3 separate regions of the Homo sapiens genome follow, and all the other regions are linked to region 3. A link is a loop called in an ENCODE intact Hi-C map of the cell type or tissue named here. Cell type or tissue: PC-3. All regions are shown on one strand. Each heading gives the region's core, and the rest is flanking DNA. Links, peaks and the distances in the headings are about the cores only.

What was found. Hi-C counts contacts between places; a loop is a spot of excess contacts. Peaks named below come from ENCODE experiments on the same cell type or tissue, not always from the same donor. Only the 100,000 strongest peaks of a DNase experiment are listed, where the experiment ranks them.
Region 1: it touches region 3 in a loop (6-fold over the local background); 3 of 110 quality-filtered maps call a loop at or near these places.
Region 2: a loop joins it to region 3, with 5 times the contacts of the local background. A loop is called at or near these places in 2 of 110 quality-filtered maps.

Annotation. Positions count from the first base shown.
Region 1 is chr7:17,554,678-17,565,422 of GRCh38, forward strand. LINC02889 (long intergenic non-protein coding RNA 2889) reads right to left here and starts at 4,232. Exons shown (of 4, transcript NR_110013.1): 1 at 4,075-4,232. In PC-3, for the core only: a CTCF peak has its summit at 4,542; DNase peaks (open chromatin) are centred at 3,264, 4,354, 4,924, 6,014 and 2 weaker places; H3K4me3 peaks cover 2,096 bases; H3K27ac peaks cover 4,952 bases.
Region 2 is chr7:17,273,906-17,284,650 of GRCh38, forward strand. It overlaps LOC101927609 (a long non-coding RNA gene), which reads right to left. Exons shown (of 12, transcript XR_007060234.1): 5 at 7,336-7,408. Among named protein-coding and RNA genes, the nearest start is that of AHR, 19 kb to the right of the region's middle. In PC-3, for the core only: no CTCF peak of the experiment used is centred there; DNase peaks (open chromatin) are centred at 856 and 2,406; H3K4me3 peaks cover 1,565 bases; H3K27ac peaks cover 3,210 bases.
Region 3 is chr7:16,971,770-16,982,514 of GRCh38, forward strand. No RefSeq gene overlaps it. Among named protein-coding and RNA genes, the nearest start is that of AGR3, 95 kb to the left of the region's middle. In PC-3, for the core only: a CTCF peak has its summit at 4,489 (motif pointing right); a DNase peak (open chromatin) is centred at 6,782; H3K4me3 peaks cover 1,070 bases; H3K27ac peaks cover 2,752 bases.

The DNA.
Region 1 (10,745 bases), core at 1,991-6,990, 580 kb after region 3:
TTTACTGTGTACCCCACCTTCCCCACTATTCCTTCAGATGAATATGTTTCCATCTAAGCTCAACCCTTCCACTTGTGAACTAGTACTCAATCCGGCTCACACAATAGAGGAAGTCACTCTTGCAGTTGGCTGCTATCACTGTCGGAATAAACCAACCGTCGAAGAACCATCTGGACACAATCAACTTTCAATTTCCTCTATGAGGATTACACACTTTATGCACTCTTCCTCTTCATTCAGTCTACCTCCTATCCCATCATCTCCACTCCCTCCTGGCCTGCCAACATGAAACAATTTTAGTGTTTCTTGATCAGGGGTAAATTGTACCTGTAGATGTCTATCTGGTGGCAAGCTGCACCTAAACTCCCACCCCAAAAGGCTACATAAAGCGGCAGAGCACAGATTCTTTGGTGAGATCACAATTCAGCCCCATCTATAAAGCAAGCACTTACTGATTATCTGACCTTAGACTCTGCACCTCACCCGCCTCTGTGCATCTCAGGTACCTTCGTGCTTGCTTGGCTTTAGCCAACTGCTCTGACTTGACACATTGCTACTGTTTATTCGCAGCTGGACCTCTGGCCAGCTAAGTAGACTATGTTCACTTTTTCAGAATAAATCAAGATGCATTATAGCACATGAAAAGATAAAAATTGCCAAAGGAAGCATTTAGCAAAAGAAAAACAGGCATTTATTGATCTCCTTCCAAGAGTCTGCCCATCTAACCCTGTTTCTCGGTTTTATGAACACTCACGCAGCCTTGGCAAAAAGAAAAGGTGATGCTCAAGAGTACCTTGCTGCATACTTCCCAACTTTAATTCAGGTGCCACGGGCCTTAGATAGAAATCTCCCAGCTCAGAGCAGAACAATGATTCTACTCAAACCACTTGTCCTCTCACCAAGAGTACAGGCCTACTCTACCTCATGCACAAAGGATGGGCTCTGTTTTGCTACAGGTGGTTCTGGTAAATAGGATCAAAATGACTGCTTTATTATCAATCAAACCACATAAAGTTGGGTCAGGGCAGAAAGGACTGGACACCAGTTCTGGATATAACTGACTCATTTAGCAGTATGCCTCTAAAATCCTTTCCCAGGCAACCCAACCCACCCACCTTGGTTCATAAACTGCCTGTGCCATATCTGGCCTCTGGTTTCCCCTCACAAATACTATTTTCCAAACTTACATCTGTTTATTTCTTCTTTACCGCTGCCATGTCCCTTAAATATTTTTCTCATGTCTAAAAACTCCAGAAAAAAATCATTAGCTAAAATTAACTAAGCATATCAATGGTTTTGAATATAGGCAATGTTTGTATTCCTGTGTTATAAATCGGGAATCTCAGGTTCAGGTAATTTAAGTAGCCAAAGGTCATACAAGTGAAGGTCAGTGCTCAAATATGAATTTGGGGCTCTTATTTGAACCCCTCTTACTTTCCATTAGGCCATGCTGCTGCTAGTAGCGGTAAAGGAAGGACACAAGGCATAACAGTCTATGAGGCCAAAGGCAGTAAGAAACAGTGTGGAATTGTGTGTGGCACATAGTAGGTACTCGTGCTGAAAACAACATTGAGTTACTCAATGAATATACAATTGATTCCCAGATTCCATGGGCTTCAAACTCATTTCTACAATCCATGATTTCCTATTTCTTCTCCATGCTAAGCAGAGCCTGCTGCCATATGGTAACTTTGCCAGTAACAGTCTAGCTGCTTCTAACCAGGGCCTGCTTTCCCTTGGCTTTAGCACTCAAAGGTCAACTTGACCTTGCAGGGAAAGTGAGCAGGGAGCAAGCACCTCTGAGGACACGGCAGACAGCTGCAGTGTGGCTTTGACATTTACAAGAAATGAAAGCATCTCTATTTAGAAAACTTTTTTAAAGATACAGAAAAAGTAAGTCTAAAAATAGCCAAGATCTAAAGTTCCCCAAATAATTAATATCATGTCCCCATAACCTAAAGGATTCTCTTGATTTCAGTGGAAAAAAACTCTGCTTTTAAGTTTGAGAGACCTTTTTTCTTGCAGAAAACTGGGCAACATATTGTCTGATTGGGTAACTTCTTTGAAGCCTGCCTTTATTAGGAGTTAGCTGCTAGTCTGCTCTTCCTTGGATCTCAAATATTTTGGTTAAAAAAAGCAGTATTTTTAGTATTGCTGATTTATAGTTATCAAAAGGCTATGATTGCAGATCATGCACAGTGCATCCATCTGGGCAATTATCTTTTGGTTCTAATGGTTAGAACTGTGGCAGTTTCTGAGGTGTTAGAGTTCAGGTTCAATTCAAAGCATCAATGATGCTCTTCATACTAGACCAGGATCTGCCTCTGTAAGACAGACTCAATTCCCTTCTCTTCTTTTTTTGCAACAACCACAGCCATTACCCCAGCCTCAAATTCATATCCATTGGTTCAGAAGCCCTAAGGAAGGGCATTGATTTCAGAGAGGAAGCCCAACATGTGCAGGATTTTTTGCCCTGGATCCAGTGATATCTTTGAGAATCAGAAACACTTATTCTAATGTATTTTAATTTACTTTTCAAATGGAGCATTTAAACAAAAACTGTTTATTGGGTTCAAATTCAGAGCCAAGTTGTGTGTCGAGAGAGTCTTAATTTTTCATAACAGGACATGTTTGGCTCTAATGTGTGGGTTATGAGTCAATATATCAAATTTGACTAAAGTATTTGCTCTAAGTAGGGAGCAAGCCATTTAGCATTACAAATCCTGAACTTTTTGCAGGAAGGAGGGAAATAACTTTGATTTCTAAGCTCTCTTATTAAGATGAATCAAAGTTGATGAATAAACTTTCTGGATTGCTTAATACCTTCCAGATATCAGTATCAAGGCCTTGGCAAGGCAGGTGAAAATATTTCCATGAGCAAGAAGCAATTGAGAAGGACTTCCTCTGTGGGATAAATTCTTGGTAATTCCTGTGGGAAATTTTCCTTTATCCTAACATCTTTTTTTTTTTTTTTGCCTTGCCCAATTCTCAGTGTTTTTAAATACACAAAATACGGCTTTCTACTAAAAACTGGTAAATGAAGTTGGAAAAATACAAACACACACACACACACACACACACACACACACACACACACACGGTAGCCCTTTTATTGCAGCCATGTACGTAGCTTCGCTGAAGAGTTGACAAGATATATTGTGCAGCCACAGAGAGACACCACATCTTCCTTCCTCCCAGCACAACTTGTACAGTGATTAAATGTGATTAAAGTCTCAGGAACTTGGACACAGTCATATCTATTTTGGTACCACTGTCTTGATCCATCCCTACAGCCAGAAGGGAATCACCCTCTTTGTGTAAATGTTTGCTTTGTTGGAAATTCTCAAGCAGAAATTAATAGTATACATGCTTCAGGAGGAGTAGTAAATCAAGCATGATAAACAACTCCTAGGCAGTGTTTAGACTGGCCAAAAGTCATCTTAAGAATCGTGCACAATGATAGAATACCACGTTTGGCATCTATACACCAGAACTATCTATAAACAAAAAGCAAAATGGAGATCTGTCAATTAACCAACTAGTCTGATTAATGGGATCTGTCAGCATAGGTGGATAATAAATGACTAGAAAAGTAGCAAGTCTCCACTCATTCTATGTGGTGTAGACACAGTTAAATGAATCATGAATGTTTAGTGCTCTTTATAGCAGTTAGCGAACACACTTGGAACTTGTCTCGAAATTAGTTTTGATCTCTTGTTTGAAGTCAGATGCCAATATTCTAGACCCCTATGACATCATCTATTACAGACTCCTGGTTATCGAAGAGTTGAAACTAGTCAGATAGAATTGGCATGAAAAGAATTTTCAACAGAAAACAATCATGTTCAAGGAAGCCAAGTCTAGGATTTCAGGAGCTCAAAGTTTCAAATATTTTTATAAAAACATACATACATACACACACATACATACATTCATGTGGAGAGAGAAAATGAAAAGCAAGAAGACCTTTTCTTCCTTAGTCCAAATCCAATTTAATAATTATCCAGGGTATTCTCAGTAAAAACCAGGTATTTATGCCTCTATATGTATGTCACCAAAATGGAGCCAGCTTACCTGAAGGTCCTCTGAGGCTGTCACTTTCCTCTAGTGCTGTCCCATAAACCTGAAGGATATACAATAACAAAGGGGACAATTCCGTGGGACGAAAATCTTATTTTAAATAACTTCTCTATACTGACTTCAAGCCAAATGAAAAAACTACAGCTTTTTTGGAATTTTATTCCATTTCTGTTGTCTGATTCATAAGTGTTGTTAAATATTTACCAGGAACCTGCCAACAGTTTCTCAACATTAGTTAATCATAGGTAATGCTATTCCATTAACAACTCAATAAACTTCTTTAAAGTTGTACAAGGTAAATTTCAGTACCTTAACACTGCTAACCCATCCTTGTAGAATAAATATTTGCTTTGAGTTTCTCTATGCCAAGATTTATGGGATCAAGTAATCTAAATCTCCTTTTGTAAATAAGGTGTGCCCTCAAGAGGATGAGAGTGCAGACTCTACAGTCTTGTCTGCCTTCTCTCCACAGGTCCTTGAATAAAGCGTTCCATGTCTCCAGATAAACAGACTTGGGGCACTTCTGACCAGTATCCCAGCAGCAGAGGCTTTGGGAAATATTTTCAAGACGGTTCAAGCCTCCCTTCCACAGATTCTCTCACATCTGCCAGCCTGAAGTGGGCTGTGTTGGTTCATGTCTACCAGGACACTAAATGGCTGAAGGCCATTTTTTCTATTCTAATTATTGTTGCTTCTTTGTAACAATTTTTATAAAAGTCCAGCCTAATTTCTTTCCCAGCACACATGTATCTTCAGACACACATCTAAATCCAGGCTTTCATGATTAATCCTACTCTGAGTCAGCTGGGATAGAGCTCTGATGATGGGATATCCTACATGGTCATTAACTGCTGTTTGCACAAACACATCACTCAACGTGACTTCCACTGGATCTACCTTGTATGCAGAGTAGAAAGCTGCTTGTATGGAGTGACTTCTCTGTTGCCTGACCAACCACATGCAAAAATAACCTTTCCACTCACTGATACTGAATTCTACCAAAGAAGACAAGCCATCCAATCAACAACTCTCATAGTAAAGCACATGGCAAACATTATAACTGTATTACTGTATTATAAAACTGTATTATTAAAGTCTACTCTTACAGAATACTCGAGGAAATTAAAAAATGACAAATTCTCATTTATGTACACACCACTTATATCAGGTTCTTCTGGAGAATATATTCTGTTTGACGGAAGAGGAAGGAAGAGAGGATAAATTATGTTTATTGGAGAACTACCTAACCCAGACTTTGTACTAGGTGCTTTTTGAAAATTATCTCTTTAATTTCTGCAACCACAATAAGCCACAGATAACCCTGTCTTTGCTTCAGAGATGATTGTGCCCAGTCTCATAGGAGTTAAGCAATTTTTCCCAAGTCCTATAGCTGGTAAATAATCAGTTTAAGATTCAAGTAAATCATTTTATCAAAGCAACATTGAGGCAAGAAAGAAGAGTATGATATACAATTTTTAAAAGCCCAGACACCCACACATTTCCTGTAAGGAAAAAAATGTATTGATGTGTATGATAAAAATTAGGCCCTCAGCTCCTTGAAAAAGAATTGTTTGAGCCCCTGTAAATCTTTACCCAGTTAGTGTTCAAATAAATATTCCTGTAAAGATATCTTCAGGGTGAGAAAAGCCATAAACAAACTCCATTGTCATTTCCAGCATTTAAATCAGGACTAATCACAAGGAGCCAGTGTTAGCCCAATCCCCCTCACCTAGTTCCCCTCACTCTTTGCCAATACGCAGTTTTTAATCTGTTTCAGGAAGGAGTCCGAGGCGGTTTGGAAATACAAATTAACCTGAAACTACTTCCTAAGGCATTACCAGAAATCACGTTTTAGATGTCAAGATGACTTGCATTGTTCTAAACTTCCAGGCTGTGCCAATGGCCACAAAGGTAAATGGGGCATTGGGACAACCATGTGAAGGACTAAGTTGCAACATGAAGCAAGCACACTCTTCCGCATGAGTCACCTGAAAATGAAAAGAGAAGAATAGCTGGAAAAGATGATACTGTCTGACAACAGCATTTCAAATAAGACACAAAAAACTTGTCTGCATTTGCTTTCAGGTCATGAAATACCACATGAACTGAATGTTTGAGAACCCATTAGCTATGGATCACCCTGATTCAACAACCCAATTAATCATATTCTCAGGTCTATGGCATAATCAGTGTTTCTCAACCTACACTGCGTAATAAAATTACCTGAGGAAATTTTTGGCTTTTTGAGTGTTTTTATTTAAAAAGAAAAAAAAAATCAATGCCTGGACCCCAATACCAAAAATTTGGATTCATTGCTATAGGGTAGAGGCCAGGCACTAGTATTTTTAAAAAAGCTTTCCAGGTGATTCTAATGTGAGTCATGGTTGAGCACCACTGTTAGTTGTATGAAGTGGATTTAGAAATCTTATCCCTTAGACCCTTAGGGTTGCCAGAGCTGTCATGGCTATGAAACCTGCAAGAATTTGGGCAAGTTACTGGTCCCTGAGACTGTTTCCAAATCTCCAAAGTGAAAGCCAGAACACCTTTTAGGCACATGCTTTATCATGGAGGCCTGACGATCATGGTTTCAAAATAAATATCTGTGAACCTAGATACTTTATTTTCCTTCAATCATTTTTGATTCATATGTCTTTAGAATGTACACTGAAATGTAAATTGTATGTGAATATATCTTCCACATGTAACAGCATTACTTCTTTTGACTATGTAACTTAAATTATGTTTTCAGGATGCCAAAACAATTGGCTCAAAAGTAGGAAAATATTGTTACCTAATATTTGCTGCGTCTCTATATCCCTAAGTTAGAAAAACAGCACGTTTTGATTTTATGTTTGTTGATTTTATTCTATTTAAAAAAGACCAGCTACCCCATATTTAGAGGCTCCTACTTCATATCAAGACTCAAGTTGCAAGTCTTGGAAACAAAATAAAACCCCAAACTTAGTGCTTTAGACTTTTTATACATCCTACCCTATGTTACTGAGAAATTTGTTGTTGTGAGAAGGAAGACTTTAACTTGCATATGTACATATACATGCAAGTATGCTAGCATGATTCCTGAAACAAAGTGTTTACTAGATATTTATTAAGATTGTTTTTAAATATGAACTTCAACATCTTGATTGAATGATGAAACATGGACATATGAATCAAACTTTGGTATCTGCTCACTATCAAATGCTATAGAATCAAGAAAGTGAGAGCAACAATATTTCCTGTGCAACACACTACACACCTTAAATTTGGAAATATCTTTTGCTTTCATGAAAGTTTTATGATAATTCCTATTTACAAATTTTGAGGGGTGGTTTATAATTCTACTGTATTCTGTATCTGTAATCAAATCTTTGACAAATCAGTTGAATTTTCCCCCACAAACATAAAAGACACAGAATCAATAAATAAAAATACTAAGATACTTCACACAGCATCTTTTGACATTTGTAAAGAATTTTAGAGTACAAAGTAATTCTCTTTTAGTGAATGCATGGATTATACTATTATATAGAAGAGCACTACTTAGATCATAGTAGAGAAGGATATATCTACGACCCTATGAGACTGATGCTGCTAGTTGTTGCCAATATTTACCCTCACACTTCATTCCTTGGGGTAGCAATGTGCCCTGGCACAGGTGATAGAGTATGACTAGACTGACCAAGTCATAATTTTGTTCCTTATTTCCCAGTCTCCCTTGCAGCCAGGTATAGTTATGTGGTCCAGTCCTGGCTATGAGAAGTACAGGGAAGTCTCCTGGTAGGCTTCTGTCATTGTGCTTTCCTGACAAAAGGAGATAGGCACAAGAGGCATAGCCCATTCCCTCCAGCTTCCTGCTTAATGAGGCATCCTGTAATTAACTGAAGTTTCAGAAGCTATCTTGTGACCATAGGCAGCAATCCTAAGGATAAAAGACAACAAAACAAGGACAATTGGACTAAAAGATAAAAAGATCCTGGATCTTTGATGGAAGCATCAGGGAGCTAAATCAATGCCAGCAAACACCTACTCTGGACTTCCTATTATATGAGAAAAGTAAACTACTTAGGAGAAAATCATAATCCCCATGTCTGAAAGAGATTTTAAAGCATGTATTTTCTCACAAATCACCACTAAAGAACTTACTCATGTAACTAAATACAACCTGTACCCCAATAACTTATGGAAATATAGAATAAATAAATTTCATATGGGATCAAAGAAGACCCTGTAGAGCCAAGACAATCCTAAGCAAAAAGAATAAAGCTGGAGGCATCACGCTACCTGACTTCAAACTATACTACAAGGCTACAGTAACCAAAGCAGCATGGTACTGGTACCAAAACAGACCCATAGACCAACGGAACAGAACAGACCCCAGAAATAACACCACACATCTACAACTATCTCATCTTTGACAAACCTGACAAAAGCAATGCGGAAAGGCTCTTCTACTCAATAAATGGTACTGGGAAAACAGGCTAGCCATATGCAGAAAACAGAAACTGGACCCTTTCCTTACACCTTATGCAAAAATTAACTCAAGATGGATTAAAGACAAGTGTAAAACCCCAAACCATAAAAACCCTAGAAGAAAACCTAGGCAATACCATTCAGGACATAGGCATGGGGAAAGACTTCATCTCTAAAATACTAAAAGCAATTGTAAAGAAAGCTGAAATTGACAAATGGGATCTAATTAAACCAAAGAGCTTCTTCTGCACAGCGAAACAAACTATCATCAGAGTGAACAGGAAACCTACAGAATGGGAGAAAATGTTTGCAATCTACTCATCAGACAAAAATCCAGAATTTACAAGGAACTTAAACAAATTTACAAGAAAAAAGCAAACAACCTCATCAAAAAGTGGGCAAAGGATATGAAGACACTTCTCAAAAGACGACATTTACGTGGCCAACAAACATGAAAAAAAAGCTCAACACCACCAATCATTAGAGAAATGCAAATCAGAAACCACAATGCGATACCATCTCATGCCAGTCAGAATGGTGATTATTAAAAAGTCAAGAAACAATAGATGCTGGCAAGGCCATGGAGAAATAGGAACACTTTTACACTGTTGGTGAGAATGTAAATTAGTTCAACCATTGTGGAAGACATTATGGCAATTCCTCAAGCATCTAGAACCAGAAATATCATTTGACCCAGCAATCCCATTACTGGGTATATACCCAAAGGAATATAAATCATTCTACTATACAGACATATGCACATGTATGTTTATTGCATCATTATTTACACAGCAAAGACATGGAACCAACCCAAATGCCCATCAATAATAGACTGGATAAAGAAAATGTGATACATATACACCATGAAATATTATGCAGCCATAAAAAGGGATGAGATAATGTCCTTTGCAGGGACATGGATGAAGGTAGAAGCCATCATCCTCAGCAAACTAACACAGGAATGGAAAACCAAGCACTGCATCTTCTCACTCATAGTGGGATTTGAACAATAAGAACACATGGACACAGAGAGGGGAACAACACACCACCAGGGTCTGTTGGAGGGTGGGGGATGAGGGGAGGGAATTTAGAGGATGGATCAAAAGGTGCAGCAAAACACCATGGCATATGCATACCTATGTAACACACCTGCACATTCTGTACATGTATCCCAGAATTTAAAGTAAAAGAAAAAAAGAAAAAGAGTTGGAGAGAATTTAGGGTGTGTCCTGGCCAAGGTTACACAAAGAATGCAAGTAAAAGAAAGAATAACTACTGGACAAAAAATAAAAATAAAAAATAAAATAAAATGATAACTTTTTTTTTCTGTCAATGAGAAATAATCTTTTATAACAAGTCAATCATTAGGAAAGACATTTCAAGCTCACTTTCACTGTTGCCCTTATTTTTCTTCCTAATTCCTGACACTAAAAACAACTATTTCTACTACCTCCAACTACCTTAGTTATGGCCATATAAACAGACTCTTTCCCTCTCCCTCTCAAATATATGTGAATATATGTGTATATATGCATATTTACATAGCCAAATAATATATACTCAACTTTCTGAATAATTCCATCCACTTGAAACCTAGTTTTAAATGTGTAGGAAAGCAATTAATATGAGCAATAGAGTACAGATTGCACAAGAGATGCTTCTAATATACTTTATTTCCACGACTAGACAAATGCCTTTGCATATGTTTTAAGAATAATAAACTGACCACATATCCTTTCCAACTTAACGATTTATGAGGAAGTTGGTTTCAAATAAACCAAAACAGTGCTACCCACAGAAATAGCAGAGAGTAAGGATCTCTTAAAAGGGGCTTCTTCCTCACCACTGTGACTCATCAGAAGCCCGGATTTGAAGAATGCATTTGCCTTCAAAACCTGAAGGCTATTCTAATCCTGACTCCTTGTACAGACCTGGAAATTTACCTAAATTGTTAATGCCCTGGCTACCAAATTGACACAATAGTAATTTCCTCCTGTTTATCTCATAAGATGTTGAGGAAGTTACCAAGAAATTTTAAAGTACTATACATATCAGTGCTATTAAAACATTTTTTATTTCATACACTCCACAAATACCCAGTTACCAATTTAAATATAACAAGTAGTCCTCTACATAACAGGGTACTATCAGCCAGACAATAAAATAACTAGCTTATTTTAGAGCACATAAAACAT
Region 2 (10,745 bases), core at 283-5,282, 300 kb after region 3:
AATTGTATAATTGCATTTTATATTACAATTACCCTTTCTTTCTTTACAAATGGTACTGTCTGAGAAGGAAAGAATCGGAGAACATAGATTTTGAAAGCTAAAAGTTTCCTTGTGGGTTATCAATTCTGCTGTAGTTTGGATATGGTTTGTCTCCCCAAAAATCTCTTGTTGAAATTTGATCTCCAGTGTGGTGGTGTTGGGAGATGGGGCCTGGTGGGAGGTGTTTGAGTCTTGGAGGTGAATCCCTCATGAATAGATTAATGCCCTCCCTCAGGGGTGAATACATTCTCACTTTCTTAGTTTGTACAGAGTTCTTAGTTCTTAGTTCTCACTTCTTAGTTCTTAGAGAGTTGGTTGTTAAAAAAGAGCATGGTACCTCCCTTCTTCTCTTGTTGTCTCTCTCACCATGTGATTTCTTGCACTCAGGCTCCCCTTCACCTTCCACAATGAGTGGACGGAATCTGAGGTCTGTACCAGATGCAGATGCCAGTGCCATGCTTCTAATACAGTTTGTAGAACTATAAGGAAAATAATCTTCTTTCCTTTATAAATTAGCCTCAGGTAGTCCATTATAGCAACACAGAATAGACTAAGATAAACTCCTTATTTTTCAAATGAAGAAACTGAGGCATAACGACGATACAGGAATGGCCCAGTGGCTTAAAATCTAACAGCAGATTAACTTTCTGCAAATTGATTTGACAGTTATCTTTAAATATATATTCCTTCTAGAAAAGCAGACACTGCTGCTTCTGTCTCATATAATGGTCTCTTTATTTCCTATCGAGTCTCTCCAATGTGACAGGAAGTGGTTTTCCTAAAGCTATGATTAATAGCCTCTATGGTTTGTGAGGCACCGCAACTACACTGCAGGGAACAATACTCTAGTGCCCTCACAGAGTTTCTGAGCCTCCCACAGCTACTAATTTACTATGAGGGAGTAGTTTCTAACTCAAGAAGATTAGATTCTTCTTTATTATATCAGTATCCTTTTATTTTGTTAACCTAATGCCCTTAACATTTCCCACCATTATACTTCTTTCCTTTCTTTTATACCCAAAGTCCTTAAAATAAGTAGTGTATGCTTACCACCTCCTTTAACTTTCTCACTGTTTAATCTGCTTTTTGGCTGCTTTCCATATGCCAATATTCTGCACGTCAGGGACTTTCCTTTTAGACGAATTCAAATGTCTTTCCTTAATCTTCTCCCTCTTGATTCCTTGGTCATATTACACAAGTTTAACTCTTGCCCTTCTTGAAACTCTTCCATAATTTGGCTTCCATCATCCTGAACAACAAACTTTCCGACCAACACTGACCACTCCTCTAATTATAACTTATCCTCTTGTCTCTTTTCTGTGGGTATTTCTAAAGCTTACTGGTCTTGTTGCTCTCTTCTCTTGGCAAATTTATCTATGCTGATGGCTTCAGTGACCATGTCAATGTTAATGATCCCCAAATCTTGGTCTTTATTCCTGATCACTCATGAACCTTCTAATCTTATAACTCCACCTGTTCTCTTAGATCTTTGCTATATGCTAACTTATGTCTAAAGCCAAAGTCATTGTCATACTGACTAAATTGTGCTCCTCTCCAATATACCATTTTAAAAAACACTAGAAATTTCTTTTTTTATATGTCAAACATATAGTCATCTTTACTCCTACTTTAAAATGTATTTGAAGAAAGGATTATTCAATTGTATTATTTATTCTTTGTTTTCTTGGTAAATGCCTTCCTTTCTATTATCTGTTGTCATTACCTGCATCCATTCACCCACCCATCCATCCATCCACTCACCATCATGCCCTGGTTAATCTTCCTCCAGATAAACCTACTTATAAGTGATCTGTACAAAAAACCCGCAGTGCCAATTTTCACTTGATTAAGTATATTAAGTGTTCCTGAATATATTAAGCAGTTCCATCTGATATAACTGTTAGTTCTCATCTGCTTCTAACTTGAATTCTCTCTAAATTAAGCATCATGTGCCCTAGGCTGTGCTCTGTTACAAAAGGGTGGGATCGGTACAGTTGATAGCAGCTGTACTACGTCCTTTGTTTGTTCTTATTTGGGTTGGGAGCAGTTCCATGGGGAATAAAGAAGGTGGAGAGAAACATCCCACTACAATGATAGTTTATTTAATAATGTCCTCATGCCAAGGTCATCCTCACTCTTATGAAGTATTAATTCAAAATCTCTAGTTGTCATTTCTAGATTTTGCCAAAGAGTTACTTCCCTTCATGAGGCACAGCTTCCAACAATGTAGAGCCCTTGGCTGCTTTACTTGGAGAGTCTGGCTTCTGTGCCAAATATATGTATCATTCTGTGTACTTTCTAGCTGCAGTCTCTTTAAAAGCCAACTGTGGGTAATCATCTCAGGGAATAGGCATCTATGTTGTAACCCTTGAAGAATGTTAGCAATCTTTTATTTTTCTCCATAATTTTAAAGTCTTGTTTCATAAGCTTATTTATTCTCTGACTTCATTTGGCAAATATTGTTTGACAAATATTCTTGAGCTACTACCATTGGATACCAGGTATTTTGTTTGGTTCTGAGAATAAAATGTGAAATCTAATAGGCCCACACTGTGCCTTCATAGAGTGGGGAGGACAGATACCGGACAAACAATTACAAAGAAGTTTGAGGAGTATAATGAGGGAAGTACAGAGTTCTGTGGAAGCACTTGGTATTAGCATAGCTATCTCAGTTCCACTACTTGCTGGCAGAGAGATCATAATAAAGTTGCTTAACCACTCAAAGGTTCATTTCCTCGTATGTAAAACTGTGGCCAATAATAGCACCTGCTTCATAGATTATTTTTATTAGGATTAAATTTTTAAAAACACATTTAGCGCAGTATTTGGCACATAGTAAGTACCCAATAAATGTTAACTGCAATAATAAAATAACATTAATTTTACATTCCAAATCATTTTATTGCATTAATTTATACTTCTAAAACTTTAAAGTCGTTTTTTTTAATTCTCGGCAGCTATATTTTTTCACTTCTGACTCAAGGCTTTTAAAACTTCTTTATGTTTGTCTATTAATTCAGTTCCTCAGGCATTATTTTATTCAACAAATATTTATTGGGTGCCCACTATATACCAGACTCTGTGTCAGGCACTGATAATAAAATGCTGAGCACAACAAATAGGATCCTTTCCCTGAGGAGCTTACAGTCTACTGAAACGGATGGGCATTAAATAAACCATCACAGGAAGAAGTACAGGATCACAAATGGTCTCAACATAGGTGTAAGTACATTTAAAGAAAAAAAGATAATGATCTTTAACAGGGCAAAGGCAAATGAGATTCAAGCTATAAAATTAGAACTAGTCCTAATGTCATGAAAATATTATACTTTCTTCTAAAGCCCCAATCCTAAAATAATACGGATTAATCTTAAAGGCTAGAATATGTGTTTCCAATAAGCTACTTCTTTGCTCTATAAGGTAGCTGAAAAAAACATACTATTTATTACAATTTTGCAATGGGCTACATTATTCAAATAAGGACAGTTTAAACATGGTCACATCATTTAAAATGATAGCTACACGAAAACTCTGTTAACATTAGAAATATACTATTCTATTTCAATCCAACAATGCCAGCTGCAACATACATGTTTGTTTTGCCAGTGAAAACAAGCAGACACATTAATGAATACACTGATGTTTTATTTAATTTGTTTCCAGGCCCCAGCTCAAAGTGCTTTAAAATGTGGATTCTGGAATCTACCCTAACTGTGAAAACTGTGGCCAGTTACTTAGAATCTCAGTGCTCAGTTTCTTTATTTAGTAAAGTGGGGTTAACAATAGTATCTACCTGAAGTGTTAGAAGAGAATGTGACATGTGCCAGGTGTGGTGGCTCATGCCTGTAATCTTAGCTCTTATGGAGGGAGGGGTAGGAAGATAGCTGGAGCCCAGGAGTTTGAGACTTGCCTGGACAATATAGCAAGATCCTGTTCTCCAAAATAAGGAAAAAAAAGAGACAAAGAAGAGAATGTGACATGTATTGAGAACCCAGTAATACTATGAATGAAATGGTAGCTATTGACGCTAAGCTTAATTTTTTTTCTTTTTCTTTTTCTGTTTTTTTGTTTTGTTTCTTTTTGTTGTTGTTATTTTGTTTTGTGTGTGTGTGTGTGTGTGACAGAGTTTCGCTCTTGTTGCCCAAGCTGGAGTGCAATGCCGCGATCTGGGCTCACCGCAACCTCCGCTTGCTGGGTTCAAGTGAGTCTTCTGAGTCAGCCTCCCAAGCAGCTGAAATTACAGGCATATGCCACCACACCTGGCTAATGTTGTATTTTTAGTAGAGATAGGGTTTCTCCATGTTGGTCAGGCTGGTCTCGAACTCCCGACCTCAGGTGATCACCCCCACTTTGACCTCCCAAAGTGCTGGGATTACAGGCGTGAGCCCCCACACCCAGCCTCTAAGGTTAAATTTTTAAAAATGAAGGATATGACTTAGGGTGACCAGACTCCCTAAGTTGCTGGGGACTGTAGGGTTTCACCTGAGGAAGAACTTCCAGTGAGTCTCGTGAACCAATGATGAAATGTATGATGAATCAAGAATCATGATAAATCTAATTTGGAATACTTGAGGGTCATGAATTTTAGTCCTTGAATTTTGATTGGTTAACAATATTTTAGTGTTTGCCATATCCCAGAAGCAGAAAGCCAGGGAATAATAAATGCCGCCTCAAGCACACCTAGACCAGTCTACTCCTTCCTAAAATAGGCAGAATTTACCACCTATGCTTTAACAAAGGCTTGAATAAGCAGAGCATTTAGAGAGGAGAGTTCAAGGTAACAGAGAGACCACTGGTCTTTAGATATGTCCTAAGAGCATCCCAATAGGTATAGAATGGAGAATAATGCTAAATTAAATTCTGGCATTCTTGCTTTTTTCTTATTCTTCTCATGGAAGGTATATATATTATCTGATGTATTGCTTCCTTTATAAACCTTGAACCTTAATATGGTGTCTAGCAAATGTTTGGTTTTTAGCAACAAATTGTAGAGTTGAATATTTCTTAAGGCTGAAGAGATAAACTTTTTATATTCATTTTTTTCACTTTACAGATCAGTGCCTATTGCAAATTTATAGATCAATTTAAAGAGAATTAGAAAGTTCCAAAGTTTGTTGTCACACAATTGACTTTGCAGGTTGGTATTTATTTTATCAAACATCACTTACATGCCCTTTACAAATCTAGCTTTGGGAAATTACCGTGGTTAGTTTTCTTAGCTCATGCTTCACAATGTATGCAGTTTTGCCAATTGTTGTAATGTCAATATGGGAAATATAATATGCTAAATACAGCTACTGTATTTAGCAACTGTTCCAGTAAAGCATTCTCCAGCTGTCTGGGAGTCACAATCCGTAGTCTTAAATAGATGTATCTGTCATCAGTTTCATTAGCTTCGGATTATATGTATCATCTGTTGGTTTTGGGTGTAAACTGGCGTGTGCAAATGTTTTTCTCATAATATATTTTTTTAAAAGGCACACAATTCCATAGATATTCATTTTATTCCACAAATTCAGAATCCACAAATAATTTTGTATTTTAATTATATGTTATATTCTCATTTATTTGATATATTATTAATTATTATCATCTATTTCATTTATTATATCCATTATATTTTCATTTCTGATGCCAGAATCCACCTGTGACTATTAAAGATGTAGAGAGGTCTGTTTGCCTTACATCATTCCCTAGTTCTTGCTGAGCATGTACTTAATGGGAAGCTGCAGCAGAGGACTGGGACAGCCTTAAATTGTTGGGGAAATGGTAACGGAGAGTCTATTTTCATCAAATTGAGAGGCTGAGTGATTAATGTACATGCAATAAACTTAATAGATTTGAGGCAGTTTGCACGGTAAGTACAGATGGGCTAATGACATACAAAAGTAAAAGGAGAAAATCTTTATTAAAAGATCCTACAACACAGAAATGTATAAGTAAAGACATAGACTTTAACCCTGAGCTTCCTCGTTCACAAGGGTAAAAGAGAAAAACAGGACAGTTACTTCACTTTAATTGTTTAGAACAATGACTCCCAAATTAGTACTCCCTAAGGAAAGTTAAAGACAAGTAATTAGGACCTGGGTATCTCTCATCCCTGAGTCAAACAAAGCAGCTCCATGTTCACCTGTTTTCCATATTAGACCAGTTTCCGTATTAACAGCACTGGGGAATGAGAGAAGGGAAGGTTTAGTTTGTAGTACCTGAGATTTCTGGGGTGTAAATGTACATACTATGTCCAATTTCAAGCTATCAACATGACATAACCAATCACAATGTTGGGAAGAGATGCGCACAGTTGACTCTCATGAGGTAAATTCTTGTCTGGATGACTGATTGGCCTCTTTAGTGCATCTGCTGTGCAAATGACAATTAATTACCAGTGATATGTTGATCACTCCAAGTATATCTCTGGCTTCTCTTTCTCTCCTTAGCCTTTAGAATCATTTTCTAATTACCTATTGGATATCTTTATTTTCAGGTTCAGCAGACAATTTGTACTCAGTATGTCCAAAACCAAATTCACTCCCCCATATACACACATATACTCCTGAATTCCCTCTCTCTTAATGGCATCATTATCTGCCCAATCATTGACAAGGAAACATGGGAGGTATCCTAGAAAACTTTACCTTCCACATCAGTTGAGCATCAAAGACTATTTTTTTTCCCAAAAAATACTTGTCAAATCAATCCTATTCTCTCCTTCTTTATCTGTACTCCTTTAGTTCAGACCTTCATTTTTTGTATTATAATAACCTCTCTACTGGTTTGACCTTTTCCCATTCATTTCCAAATTTTTATGAGTTATTTTACCAAATATGGTTTGTATAACAAAACACTCATTGAAAACTACTCAATGAAAATCCGTGGACCTCACAGACACTAAAATGTTTTGCTACAGTTTGCTTCCAGCCTATTTTTTCATTTTCATCTGCTAATGAATCTTCTATAATAAAGATGTTAAAAAATAATTTCTGCTCCTTCTCAACCACAAGCTTAAGACAGATATCACAAATTAATCACAGCCAAGCTTTCACATGGAATAAGGATATAGCTTCAGAAATCTCATCATTCAACCGTGGCTTTCAAGCAGCTACCTACACACTCACAGGAATTTGTTCGTGAAAGGCAGCATACTTGGCACCCATTTATCCTCTCTTCCAGTTTTTATACCATAGCAATACTTGTCATTCAAAGGACACACCATGTGGAATTATGCCATCATGCCTTTGAACATGCTATTCCCTTTACCTGAATTATCTTCCCCATTCATGTTTTTCATATATTTACCTTTCATCTTTCAAATTTTCTCTCAGGTGTCACTTTTTCTTTGACATTTCCATGACACCGTCCAATCCCCTGGCTCAAAGAGATGAGGAGAATCCAATAAGTCAATAAGAAAAACCTTACTTCATCAATAGAAACTAGATAGAAATATAACTCTAAAGCTCTATATCCTTTCTTTCTATGTCTTTTAAAAAGAAGCAAAAACATTGAGGCTATAAAATATAGAAAACATTTTTAAATCAGAAAGAAAGAAATATATACATTTCAGGAAGATTTTTCTACCACTATATATAACGCTATGTCTAAATAGGATTTTCTTACAAACTTCTGAGAATTAGAAAAAAATCATTTCTTGAGTATTCTTTGGAATTGTCATTTCAATGGTGATGAGAAACATGCATTTGAAAGACAATATGAATAACAATATGCTTTGTCTAATGTCTGCTCTCAGTATTTGACTGGTATACTTGGAGGAAATCCATGAAATATTTGACCATAAAATTGTCAACACTGCAAGAGGATTTTCCTTGCCTGATGTAAGGTTGCCAGATATTTAGTTTGAACTCAACTATATGGATAAATAAGAATCTCCATCTAAGTTATGAACAATTATTGTCCTTGATTTCCTATTCCACATCACCAGCAATGATCCTAGGTTCTTAAATATTCACCACAGAAACAACCTAAGTTTATATATTTTGCAGTATAGACTTTTTTTCCCTTCTCCTTCCAAGGCTCATTTTTTAAATTCATTATTTTCTCATTTCTTAAATCAGAGATTCTTAGGATGAGTTTATGGTGTCCATAAACCCTTAACACTACATATAAAACATGCAAAATATATGTATATTTTTCTTGGGAATAGTATAGTTTTAATATTTTTTACAAAGGTATGTGCCACAAAAAACCCATGAAAGACTGATCCATTAAAAGTTGCTTTCTGTTCAATATTCCCTCTTGAACAATATTTTCCTTTTATTATTTGCTATGTGCTCAATCTTCTACAACTGTGAGAGCTTCATTTCCCATTTATATTTAGATGATATCCTGATTATGGACAACAGCTACTACACTCAGACTCGCTCTTAAGCTCCAGATCTGTATTTCTAAATGCTACTGGACTGACCCCTTAACCTCATTATGTCATTCCAAAATAATGACTGAAGGCCAATTCATTGGATTTGGCACTGGAAAGACAAGGCGGCCTGCCTTCAAAGACATTTTTATACAACTATCCTTTACTGAGCACATAATGTGTTCTAGGAATTGTGCTACATATTTTACCTTAAAAATTGCATCCCATTTAATTCTCACAACAAATCTGTGAGGTTTACAGATAAGGAAATTGAGGTTTCAGAGAAATTACATAACCTACTTAAAATTATGTAATAACTTAGTTGGGAAGACCAAATTTGAATTGATTTTGTCTGTCTCTAGGGTCCAAGTTTTTATCACTATGTACTTCTTTTAATAGTTCATGGTTGGAAGGAGGTCATTGCGATAGCATTTACACTATGGCAAGCACAGGATCACCTACTACTTAAAAATCCTCTGCAATTACCAGTGGCCTCAATAACCAAGTCCATACTCTTTAGCTCAGTTTATAATTTGGCCTCAACCTACATCTCAGTCCTCAATTGCCAGCATATTCTCCATCTACAGTCTAGCACCCAGTTACACCAGACTATTGATCCTTTCTTCAATACATCATGTTCTCCTCTCATGCTTCTCTGCCTTGTATATGTCATCCAGTAGGCTGGAAATTCACTTGTCCCTCTTGTCTTCTTAGGAGAATTATTTTATTTTCATAACCTATTCAAATGAGTGTCACCTTCTAAGTAATTCACTGAGGCAAAATTAGTGAATTTGCCTCCCTGTTCTCTTATAACACTTATGCCCTTACCATAGGGCTTGGATGTAATCATTTGTTTACTGATCTTTCTCCATTCCTAGATAAATCCCTTGGGGAGAGGAGCTATGTTAGGTTTCTCTTGCGCCAGTGATGGTAGTGCATTACCTAGAACATATGGCAGGTTATTCAGTAAGTGTTTGTATAATGAATAGTATTCAATCTTTATCTGCCTTTGATGTTGAGCATCTTTATAGAGACAGAAAACCTCAATATAATGTTATCTTTGATATGGCCATTTTCTGTATACATAAATATCATTTAAGTAATATTACATAAATGCTCCACAAAATATGGATAGCTTTTACATTTTTATGTATACTTTTGACATTGTTTTCTAGAAGTTTGACTTTAACTCTTCAACTGTTTGACCAGCTGACACATATATGGAGGGGAAACTATTATATGGGGCTATGAATAAGGTGATATTTTCTAACTTGCTTGCTTGGTAAAAGAATTTTTTGTGTAAGAAATGAGATTTCAGAAAAGTCACAATTAAAAAAAGAAAAAAAAATAAGAAAAGACTTGGAAGAGGTATGAGAAAACCCATGACAGTCTGTTCAAGAAGAAGATGGCAATGATTAATGTTGGAGAGGGGTGCCAACGTAATACAATGGGAGAAACAATAGTCTTTTCAGCAGAAGTGCTGGGACAACTGGATATCCAGATGCAAAAGAATGAAGTTGTACCCTTAACTCACAAAATTTACAAAAATTAACACAAAGTGGATCAAATATCTAAATGTAATAACCAGAACTACAAAACTCTTAAAAGACAATATAGAGACAAATTTTTATGATTTCAGTTTTGACAATGGTTTCTTAAATACGACATAAAATTGATGAAATAAGCAATGATTTTAAAAAATTAGACAAATTGGACAATGATAAAAGTACAAGCAGTGATAAGCATAAGCAATTATAGAAATTACATAAATTGGACTTTATCAAAATTAAAAACTTTTGTGCATCAAAGAACACTGTCGAGATATAAAGAATTACACTGTCGAGTATAAAGAAAACCCACAGAATGGGAGAAAATATTTGCAAATCACATATCTAAGAGTCTAGTATCCAGAACGTATAAGTAACTCCTACAACTCAATAATAAAATAACCGAATTTAAAAATGAGCCAAGAGTTTGAATAAACATACCTCCAAAGACAATAAAAAATGGCCAATAAACACAGGAAAACATGCTCATATTATGGAAATCAAAACCACAATGAAATATCACTTTATCCCTACTACAATAAAAAGGACAACAATAACAAATGCTGGGAAAGATGTAGAAAAATTTGGACTTTCATATGTTGCTGATGGGAATGTAAAAAGGTATAGCCACTTGGAAAACAGTTTGGCAGTTCCTCAAAAAGTTAAACATATAGTTATCATATAACACAGTAATTTTATTCCTAGATATATACTTAAGAGAAATGAAAATACATGTTCTCACCAAAACTTGTATATAAATATACATAGCAGCATTACTCAAAATAGCCAAA
Region 3 (10,745 bases), core at 4,169-9,168:
TTCCCATCTGGGGCCACTATCTGTGTGGAATTGACACATTCTCCCCATGTCTGTGTGGGTTTCCTGTCATATTCCAAAGCTGGGCACATTGGGTGAATTGGCATGTCTAAGTGGTCCCAGTCTGAGTGAGTGTGGTTGTTAGTGGGAGTGTGCCCTGCAATGCAATGGCATCATGTTTAGGCCTGGTTCCCTGCTTAACTGCAGGGAAGAGGTTAAGCAGGAGAGAGCTGGGAGAGGCTCCAGCCACCCTCCACCCTGAACTGGAATAAGTAGGTTGAAAAATGAATGAATGAATACAAATTATTGTAAAATACCAATTTGTAAAGTGGACAATAATCGTACAAATACATGACAATAAACAACAAGGCAGGAAATCCCTCAGCGAGTCCACAAGATTTGTGATTCTTTTTGAACTTTGTGGTGGGTAGTAGGTGTTCCTGACAATTTTTGCTTTGCAAATTTTTGTTCCTTAATTTAACCCACCTGCACTATGACCACAGTCACTCACTGACTCACCAAAAATGGGGTAAATAATTATTTTGCCTGTTTTTATTCATCTTTCTTAAATGTAGCTTTCATTTATTTCCATGTTTAATATTAGAAGTGTTTTGGGTTTTATTTAGAAGCGGCATAATGTTTTTGTGACCAGAACTATGACCTAGGATTTGCTGTCTTTTATATCAATTAGCCTATAGTAAAATTGGTTTTGTTGTACATCGTTTCACTTAAAAGTTGACATTTCCAAAACTTTACATGAGGACTCACTGTATTTAAAGTACACAAGGATGAATGGAAAATTCAGAGTTGATGATCTTAATTTTAGTACTTTTTTTTCTTTTTCCTTTTCTTTTTTTTTTCAAGAGAGGGTCTTTCTCTGTCTGAAATTTTAAATTTCAGCCTCAACCTCTTGGGCTCAAGTGATCCTCCCACCTTGGCCTCCTGAGTAGCTGGGACTACAGGAATGCACCACCATGCCCAGCTAATTTTTCTTTTTCTTTGTAGAGATTAGGTCTCCCTATATTGCCCAGGCTGGTCTTGAACTCCTGGGCTCAAGCGATCCTCCTGCCTCAGTCTCTCAAAGTGATGGGATTACGAGTGCAAGCCACTGCTCCCAGCCTTGATTTTCTTAATAGAAGGTTACTAGCTAGCAAAGCATTTAGTTGTGATTTCTCTCTTGACACTAGCATAGAAAAAGAATAAATGATGTGCCTAAGTCTATACAGTAACTAAATACTCCAAACAAACATTAGAACTTGTCCACAAATTTATTTTTGTTTTTATTATGTAAAAATTTTAGAAAAATAAATGAATAGAGTGATTAACCTTCGCTGATTCATCACTCAGTTTCAACAATTATAAGCATGAAAATGAGTGTGGTTCACCTATACACATTTTTGCAGATTATTTTGCAACTAATCCCAGGCATCATATTATTTTATCCTTAAGTAATTTCAAATGGGATAAAGGAAAGAAACTGTACTAAGGAGTACATTCAACTCTGTAGCCACAAATTAAAAAATTTGAATTTAACAGATGATTTCTATCAAAATACAAATTATCAAAAATTGATCCAAGAAAATAATACAATACTCAAAGTAATTTCCTTAGAAGATACAGGAATATCATTAAAAATTTCATCAAGACCAGATGGTCTTACCACTAAATTTTATGTGCAAAGTTAAAAAATGTTTAAACCATATATTGTGTTGTGTTACTTAAAAATCTCCCAGGACGTAGAAAAAGAAGAAAATTTCTCTAATTAATTTAATTAAGATATTTATGACAAAAATGAGAAATAATTGATATAAGCATCAGAAAGAAAGAAATTAAATTTTCTTTGTGCTGATGATACAAATTCAAGATGTTATGTTTAAAAATTTTAAAGTTAATACAAAAATTTAATAAGTTGCATAGCACAATATAAATCTACAAAAATCAATAGACTTTCTCTACTAGCTATACACACCTAGAGTTGGAATATAAAAAATTGTATTAAAATATAGATGAGCCAGGCGCAGTGGCTCACACCTGTAATCCCAACACTTTGGGAGGCCGAAGCGGGCGGATCACCTGAGGTCAGGAGTTCAAGACCAGCCTGACCAACATGAAGAAACCCCATCTCTACTAAAAATACAAAATTAGCTAGATGTGGTGGCCCATGCCTGTAAACCCAGCTACTCAGAAGGCTGAGGCAGGAGAATTGCTTGAATCCGGGAGGCAGAGGTTGTGATGAGCCAAGATTGTGCCATTGCACTCCAGCCTGGGCAACAAGAGCAAAACTCCATCTCAAATAAAAAAAAAAAAAAAAAAGAAAAAATATATAGATGAATACCATATAATAGATTTAACAAGAGAAGCACGGGATATATATGAAGAAACTATCACATCTTATTGACTTATGAAAGATGTAAAAAAAAAAGATCCAAACAAATGAAAAGACACTGTATTCTTGAATGGAAAGACTTAACATAAACAACAACAAATTTACAATTAGAAAATATACAATTCAATAGAAAAGACGCAAACAATATGAAAAATTTAATAGATGAGTAAACTCAATCAATGTAGGAAATGGGTACTCATGAATGACTGGTAGATATATGAACTGTTACAGCATTTGGGACAATATATTTAGTGGAACCTCTTAAATTTAGACACACACATACCTTTCATTTTAGCAATTTCACACCTGTGAATTCAGCCCACAGAAATAAAAAATATTCATAAAAGACCAGTATATATGATATAGGAACAAGATATTTGTAGTGAGCCTGCTTGAAATGGCTAAAAAAGAAAGAAAAGTGTATTAGTCTGTTCTCTCACTGCTAATAAAGACATACCTGAGACTGGGTAATTTATAAAGTAAAGAGGTTTAATGGACTCAAAGTTCCACATGGCTGGGGAGGCCTCACAATCATGGTGGAAGGTGAATGAGGAGCAAAGTCACGTCTTTCATGGCAGCAGGCAAGAGAGCTTGTGCAGAGGAACTCCCATTTTTAAAACCATCAGATCTCATGAGATTTATTCACTACCACAAAAATAGTATGGGGGAACCGCTCCTGTGATTCAATTACCTCCCACGGTGTCCCTCCCATGACATGTGAGAATTATGGAAGCTATAATTCAAGATGAGATTTGAGTGTGGACAGAGCCAAACTGTATCAAAAAGCTAATGCCCAGGAATAGAAGAATGTGTCAATGTGTGAGTATAAAGTGTATATAATATCCCATTTTGGTAAAACCAGTAATGTATATATATTTAATTGCATATAATAACATTATCACAAAGAAAAATAAGAAAGAACAATAGATTATTAAAATGGGATAACTAGTTGGAAAAAAATAAGATTATATTCTTATTAGGGGGAAAGGCAAAAGAGGAACTATAAAAAAATTTTAAGAGACTGCACTAAAATCTACACCAGTATGTGTAATGGACTACTTATGCATTTTTCTAAAAACAAATTTTATACACACACATATACATGTACATGCACATACACACACAATTTTTCAAAATTAAAAACACAAGACAAGTTTTCTGTTTTTAAGTACCTTGGAGTTTACTATTCAGGTTATAATATAAAGTAGAAATTGAACATACTGAATAAACCTGCTTAGTTTCACCTTACAAATCACCTTCTTATTTAATCATCAAAAATTCTCATTAATAATAATTTTTGGGAACATATTTTCTGAGTAGGCTATTGGTCACATTTTCTTCCTTGCAGGAGTTTTCATATAGAGAATGCATACAAGCCACGAACCATAAGATGCCATACTGTTACTTAGAGCTAGGACTAAAAGCCATCCAATGATGAGCTTTTTGGTTAAAGAAAATGTAGCTTAGACTAGAGGTTAAAGTGAGGTATTCTTCCTCCTATACTGAAAATCTAAATCTCAGAATGAAAATGCTGAGGGGTGCTTGTTGGAGGAGTGGATTATGATCATGTAGGTAGAGTAGACTGTGAGATCCAGTTGCCCAACCAGCTTTTATGGAGTAAGTCTACAGGCCAGTCTCACATCTACTCTCTGAGAGTGGATGTGGGGTGAATGGCATCCTCCTCCCAGCCTTTGGGTAAAGCATAGTCCACATTTGCTAACTGCTTGAAAGAAGCATTTGAGGAAGAGGTCACACCTCACCTAAGGGTAAGAAGAGAAAGAGGAAGTGCTTGCACTAATTCTTGCTTTTGAGCTGCTGCAAGCCTCCAACAGTGAAACGTAGTCCATGAACATCAAGTTCAGGATAATCAAATTAGTCATTCTTTTCTTCTGGAGGAGCAAAAAGGGCATCAGAGAGAGGAGCCAGAGACATTCCATCTCAAACTCCTCAAAGAGAGAATCAAGGGAAGATGCCTCTCCCTCTGCAGGCTGCTTGCAACTTGAAAAATTGTCCCTGACACTGTCAATGATATTTCATAAGAATGATAAGATCTCATTTCATAAGCATGATAACCATTAGGTGGTAGTCTTCAAGCAGTTTTTGAAATGTCCACATATAAAAAGAAAAAACATTTTCTACCTTGTTTTTGGTCATCTATTTACCTTAAATGTTTGATTTCAATTATGCCAAGAAATGTGCAAGAAATGAGAACTCTTCAGGAATACTGCCAACAGTGTTAACTTGAAAGTTACATTTGATTATTTTGTAGACATAAGATTCTCCTTACATTGATGCAGGAGTTACAGACAAAAGAATTATTATTATTATTGCTTAAATTGTGTAATTAGAAAAGATGGTTGTATTGTGCTAATAGTTTGCATTAACAACTTGGAACCAGTTTTAAAATGACTGGGATTGTTGTTTGCTTGGAAATAGCATTCCAACAGCTTGAGGGATTGAGTCTTGAAATTCTCAAAGGTTACAAAAGCGTGCAGTAACACACTTTTGTACACACTTTTGAGGGTACAGATTGGTAAATATGTGCATTTATATCTGAACACTTTCAAGTTTGCTTTAATACTATTTTTTTCTCTTAGTGTTAATGCAAATTTGCATCTAAATATTTACCTAGTACTTACTATGCTTCTAGAACAATTCTCAGCTCTGGAGATTGACAAATTCATGTCTCTACAGTTGATACTTCTAAGGAATAAGTGCATGGCTTCATATAATTCACTTGTCCTGATTGTGGAAGAAAAAAGTAAGGCTTGTGTCTCAACATGTGTCCGGTACTTTTATGGCATCCAAGCCACAGATCTGGGAGTTTCCATGTGTTTCTCCTGACGCTTTACCCTCCCTAGCTTGACCTGCACTGCAGTAGGCCACATACTGGTTTTCTCTCCCCAGCTTTGTCTTCCTTGCTATCTCCACTGCCCCTTCATTTGACATGTCATTTCCCACACTGTAATTCCTCCATGAGTTAATATCCAGCTACACTCCAAGAGACATTCATAACTCCAGAATCCGAGTTATAAATACTGTCTCTCAATAAAAATCAGGGTCTTATGTTCCCCTAGTTCCTAAATCCTATCCAGTCTAATTGGTTGTGTCTTCTTACACCTCTTCCTCTTTCCCCACTCCTACTTTAGTTGGCTTGTTTCAGGCTCTCAACATTTTCTACTTGGATTATGATTAACAATCTCTTGCTTCCCGCCTTGCTCATTCCTTGCCATTTAACCAATAGCTGGTAGCGTGGCCTTATGAAACACAAATTTGATCAAGTTGCTGCCTTAAAGGAAAGGCAACAGCAACCATCAGCACCCGTTGGTGGTTTTCAGCAGCTTTCAGGATGAGGTCCACATTTCTTTGCATGGCACCCTTAGCACTTGATCTGCCCTTAGCACTTGATCTGGCCCTTGCCTAACTCTCTGGTCTCATCTTTTGCTGCTCTGCTTCTCCATCAGCCACAGTCAATTTCACTGAATTACCTGTGAGTTTCACAAGACCTTTTCCCTGCTTTCTTGGACTCCTGCAGTTTTGCTCTCCGGTTAGAATTCCCATCCTCTTTTTCTCCTCACAATTATTTTGCTGGTTAACTCCTAGTTGTTTAAAAAACATGTCTCGTTTTTCCCCAGAAACCTTTTCCAGCATTAATTACCTTTTTTATGAGAAGACCACAGCTTAGTTATCATGTGTACGTCTTCAAAGTGCAGCAAGTCGCCCAGCACAGGCAGACCCGCCTAAAGCTAATAATCTTCCTGACCTGAGACTCTCCAACGGACTCTTCATAGGATTCTGCTGAAGAGCTGGTTTTGTTTTCTTCATGTTATTATTTTTTTGAGGCTAAAAAAAAAGTAGTTGAAGACTGAAGAGTGAAATCAAATTGTTCCCTAAATATTGGAAGATGTTATCAATTAATTTATTTGGAGGTATAGATTATTTAATTCCACTATAGTACTTTGATTGCAAAGTAACCAGAGATGTTTTCACGTAGGTGATGCTGAATTTCTAAAAAAACAGCATCTGTATTATTTTTATGGACTTTTATCATAATCACCAGTGCCATCATTATGATAATTTTTTTCATCTATAGGTAGAGTTAGTCTGAGAATAGGCTTATTTCTGTTGTAAATGATAGCTTCACTTTTGCTAAAAATACTTTTTGATTCACTTATTTTTAAGACTTTGCTACATGGTCTGTCAGGCCCTGGGTTTCTGGATGCATTGTATAATTAGTGTAAACTTGGAGAAACTTGTTTTGTTTTTAATGATCCAAATTTAGTTGCTTTTAGTCACAGAATTTCTGTAAATACAAACTTATGTCAGAAGAGGCTTTTATTTACTTTGTGATTCAACTCAGCATGTTTATTTAATATGCAATGATTCAGCTTACTGGCTCCTTTAGAAACTTGGAGTGTGTGTTCTCATGATGGCTGAATAAGTTGATGGCTTTGATCTGAACTGTAAAGGCTCAGAGGGCATTTTTTCCTTGCAAATTTGCCTTTGGAATTTCTCTTTCTTTTCTGTTAGGAAAGTACTATTGTTTGACCGTAGGGCCAATCTCATGTAGTTTAGATTCCCCATACTTGCAGAATTAGAGTTTTTTTCTTCATTATGGGATGCTTTTTGGTGCTTTCAAATGGAAAAAGCAGAGTTGTTCCAGGCACTGACAGAAATCTGTGCTGTTGATTTTTGTTTCCTTCCTGGACTTCCCAAAGGAAATACAAAAGAAGATATTGATATTAATCTGTTAGATCACAAAAAACCAATGTACAACTAAATGAACCTAGATTAATTTTTTCAAAGCCCAAACAAAAGAAAGATTAACAGTACATAGTTCTTTTTTAGACAAGACTGACTTGCACAGCCTGTCCCCTGAGTCACTAGGCTTCCCACCTCAATTAGTCTGCATTTGCTCATTTTCCCACTCTAACATTTCTTAGTAGTAACCAGCTTCTATCTTCTCTTTGCTTTACATGGTCACTCTTCCTTTTGTGATCATCCCCCAAATATCTCTTATCTCAGTTGGCACTCACTGCTGTCATTTATCCTCTCTAATCACCTGAACTCCTAGGTGTTGGGTGAACCTGTCCCTTAGGCTACCGTAGCTTGCAGAGACTTGGCTTTCAGCCTTAAGGTTCAACATGCTGCTGGAGTTCCTTCCATTGCCTCCATCTTCCAGGCAGCTGGAAGTGGAAGGAACAAGACATCTCACCACCAAGCCAGCTTTCTGTAAGTACCCTGCTTACCCTCTCTTACCAGAACTTCCTCAATGGCCACAGCTTTCTAATGATCATTTGTAAGGACAGCTATAAGAGAGGCTGTAAAATGCAACCTTCGTCCAGGGGCATTGCAACCTCAGTGAAAATGGATTTCTATTACTTAGAAGATGAGAATAGCTATTGGGTAGCAATGAGCCATCTCTGCTAAAACTCAGAGAAAACAAGCTAACTAGGAGTTCAAGAGTTCTTTTTTATGTCCTTCAAAAACACATTCGTCTTGAGAAATAAGTCTAGGTTTTTAACCACCTTTTTGTTTCAAGCATGAGTAATAAGTCCATTTTATTGACTATAAAAGTATATTGACATTCTTTCTATTTTGAAAGTTAGGCATCTTAGTGTGCTTTGTTTTTTGTAATGGTTTCTGTGTATCTTTACTGGAGTCTTTAGCTTCCCCCTCTCTTTACTCCTCTTTTGAGATTCAGACTTACTCAACCAGAACAGCATTTTTGCTGGTTCTCCAACCATGTTGAGTTACATTCACTTCCAGATTCTTAAGTCATAGAATTATGAATCTTTTTATTTTTGACAAATGTCTTCTGTGAGTATTCACGAGGGTGTATCTGACCAGTAAGCAATTTTCTTTTCCTGCCAGTTTCTCGCCCCATTTTCCTTCAGTGTGATTTGCTGGCAGCTTCCATCCCTTCCTCCTAGGGCTGAGCACAGGACCCTGGTCTGGTTAGTATGTTCTCCTTTCCTGTTCAATGGTTGCTTCAGGGACAAACAAATGACTCAACCAACGTCTTTTACTGAAACCCCTGCAAGGGGGACTGTCTCTTTTTCTGAGATTGTTGAGGGGCCATCTCTAACTCCTCAAAGAGAAAGAAAAAGAGCTTATGTTAGAATGAGACCAACACAGAGGAAAAGAAAGCTGATAGATGGATTAAGCAACTTTTCTGGGGACATCTTTGTAGAACTTGAATCTAACCTGCCTAATGCTGTATCACTCCTTGATTTTTGTGTTACACATGCCGATAAAGATACCTTTCTCCCTTTAAGCCAGTTTCAGTAAATTTATGCAACTTGCACCTAAATGAGTCTCCATCAATTCAATTTGGTAACTTCTTCTGGGCTCCTATTCATTCTACTAGCTAACTCCTTTTTCTTATTGAAGTGTACCAGCTTTATGAGATACACATGACCCTACATGTGCTAGATAAATTACATAAAGTGGTATGAAATAATTCTATCCCAAAACCTGCTGATGTCTGTTTAATGGTGCTACTGAGAAATAATCAGGTTCTATATTGACATGAAATAAAGGAATTCAGTTCAACTTGAATGCAATTGCATCAGTTTGTCTGCTGTCACTCCTTAGCACACAAAGAATGCAGAGGCAACTGACCAGACACGTAACTGCGTACCAGAGAGAGGGAAAAGCAGAATGAGGCACAAACAAATGCATTTCAGAGAATGCAGGTATGTTCCCAGTTGTTCTTTGAACATTATTAATGCTATCAAAACACGTTTTCAAAATGTTTTGAAGAAAATTAAAATCTCTTCCGAAATCAGGGAATCATGTCTGTGTTCCATGAAACTTGACCTTTGAGCAATTATGGAAAACAACAAGGAGTTTGTCAATATTAATAAGGATCTTGATATAGTTAATCTACAGTTAATTATTCAATCTAAAATAACAACGAACATGGAGAAAGGGAAGCAAAACTAACATTTGTTGAGGTCAGTTATGTACTAGGTATGGTCTAGCTTTCTTTCATGCAGAATTTGATATTAAAGAAAGCAGAGGCATTTTCAAAGCCATAACTGTCTAAGGAACATGAATATGTAAGGAAAATGGTAATATAGTGCCTGATACATAGGAAATATTTGATAAATTATAGCAAATATGGTTATTGTTGATGATGATGATGACATGCAAATACCTGGATAAGATAAACCCTCCTGGAGCACTGAGGTTGGGGTTCTTAGTAACCTGAACAAAGAGGCCAGGTACACAGTGGCTCTTGTATTCTAATTGAGGGGAATAAAATATCTGCACCATTGTCTTCTAAAGGCAAATATTAAAATGAATATTCTGAAGTTTATAGTACAGTGAATCAGAATCCTTAACCATAGAGCAAAAGTCATTCGTATTTTTCACAAGCTCCCTAGGAGGTTCTTGATGTCCATTAAAATGTGAAAATCTTGGTCTGGGGGAAGGGGATTGACACGATGGGAAGGAGAGGATGTCACTGTATTTCATTGACAGTTAACTTCCCTCTTTTTTTTTTTTGAATATAATTTTTGTTTTTATTTCAGATTCAAGGGGGTACATGTGCAGGTTTTTACCTGGGTATATTGTGTGATGCTGAGGTTGGGGCTTCTAATAATCTCGTTGCCCAAGTAGTGAATATAGTACCCAATAGGTAGCTTTTCAACCCTTGTTCCTGTCACTACCTCCCCACTTTTAAAATCTCCATTGTCTGTAGTTCCCATCTTTGTGTCCGTGAGTACCCAATATTTAGCTCCTACTTATAAATGTGAATATGCAGTATTTGGTTTCTGTTTCTGCATTAGTTTACTTAGGATAATAGTCTCCAGCTACATCAATGTTGCTGTGAAGGACATGATTTCATTCCTTTTTATGGCTTTGTAGTATTCCATGGTATATATGCACCACATTTTCTTTATCCAAGTGACCACTGCTGAGCACCTGGGTTGATTCCATATCTTTGCTATTGTGATAATGCTGCAATAAACATATGAGTGTAGGTGTCTTTTTGGTAGAATGATTTATATTCCTTTGGGTATATACCCAGTGATGGGATTGCTGGGTTACATGGCAATTCTGTTTTTAGTTCGCTGAGAAATCTCCAAAATGCTTTCCACAGTTGCTGAGCTGATTTGCATTCTCAACAGTTGTGTTGTGTTTCCTTTTCTCCCCAACCTTGCCAATGTGTTATTTTCTGACTTTTTAATAATAGCCATTTGGACTGGTGTGAGATGGTAATCTCATTGTGGTTTTGATTTGCATCTTCTGATGATTGGTAATTTTTGAGCACCTTAACTTTGAAAATCTTCTAAATTAATTTGACATCACCAGAAAATAATTTCAGAACAGTTTCAATCCAATATTATTGTTT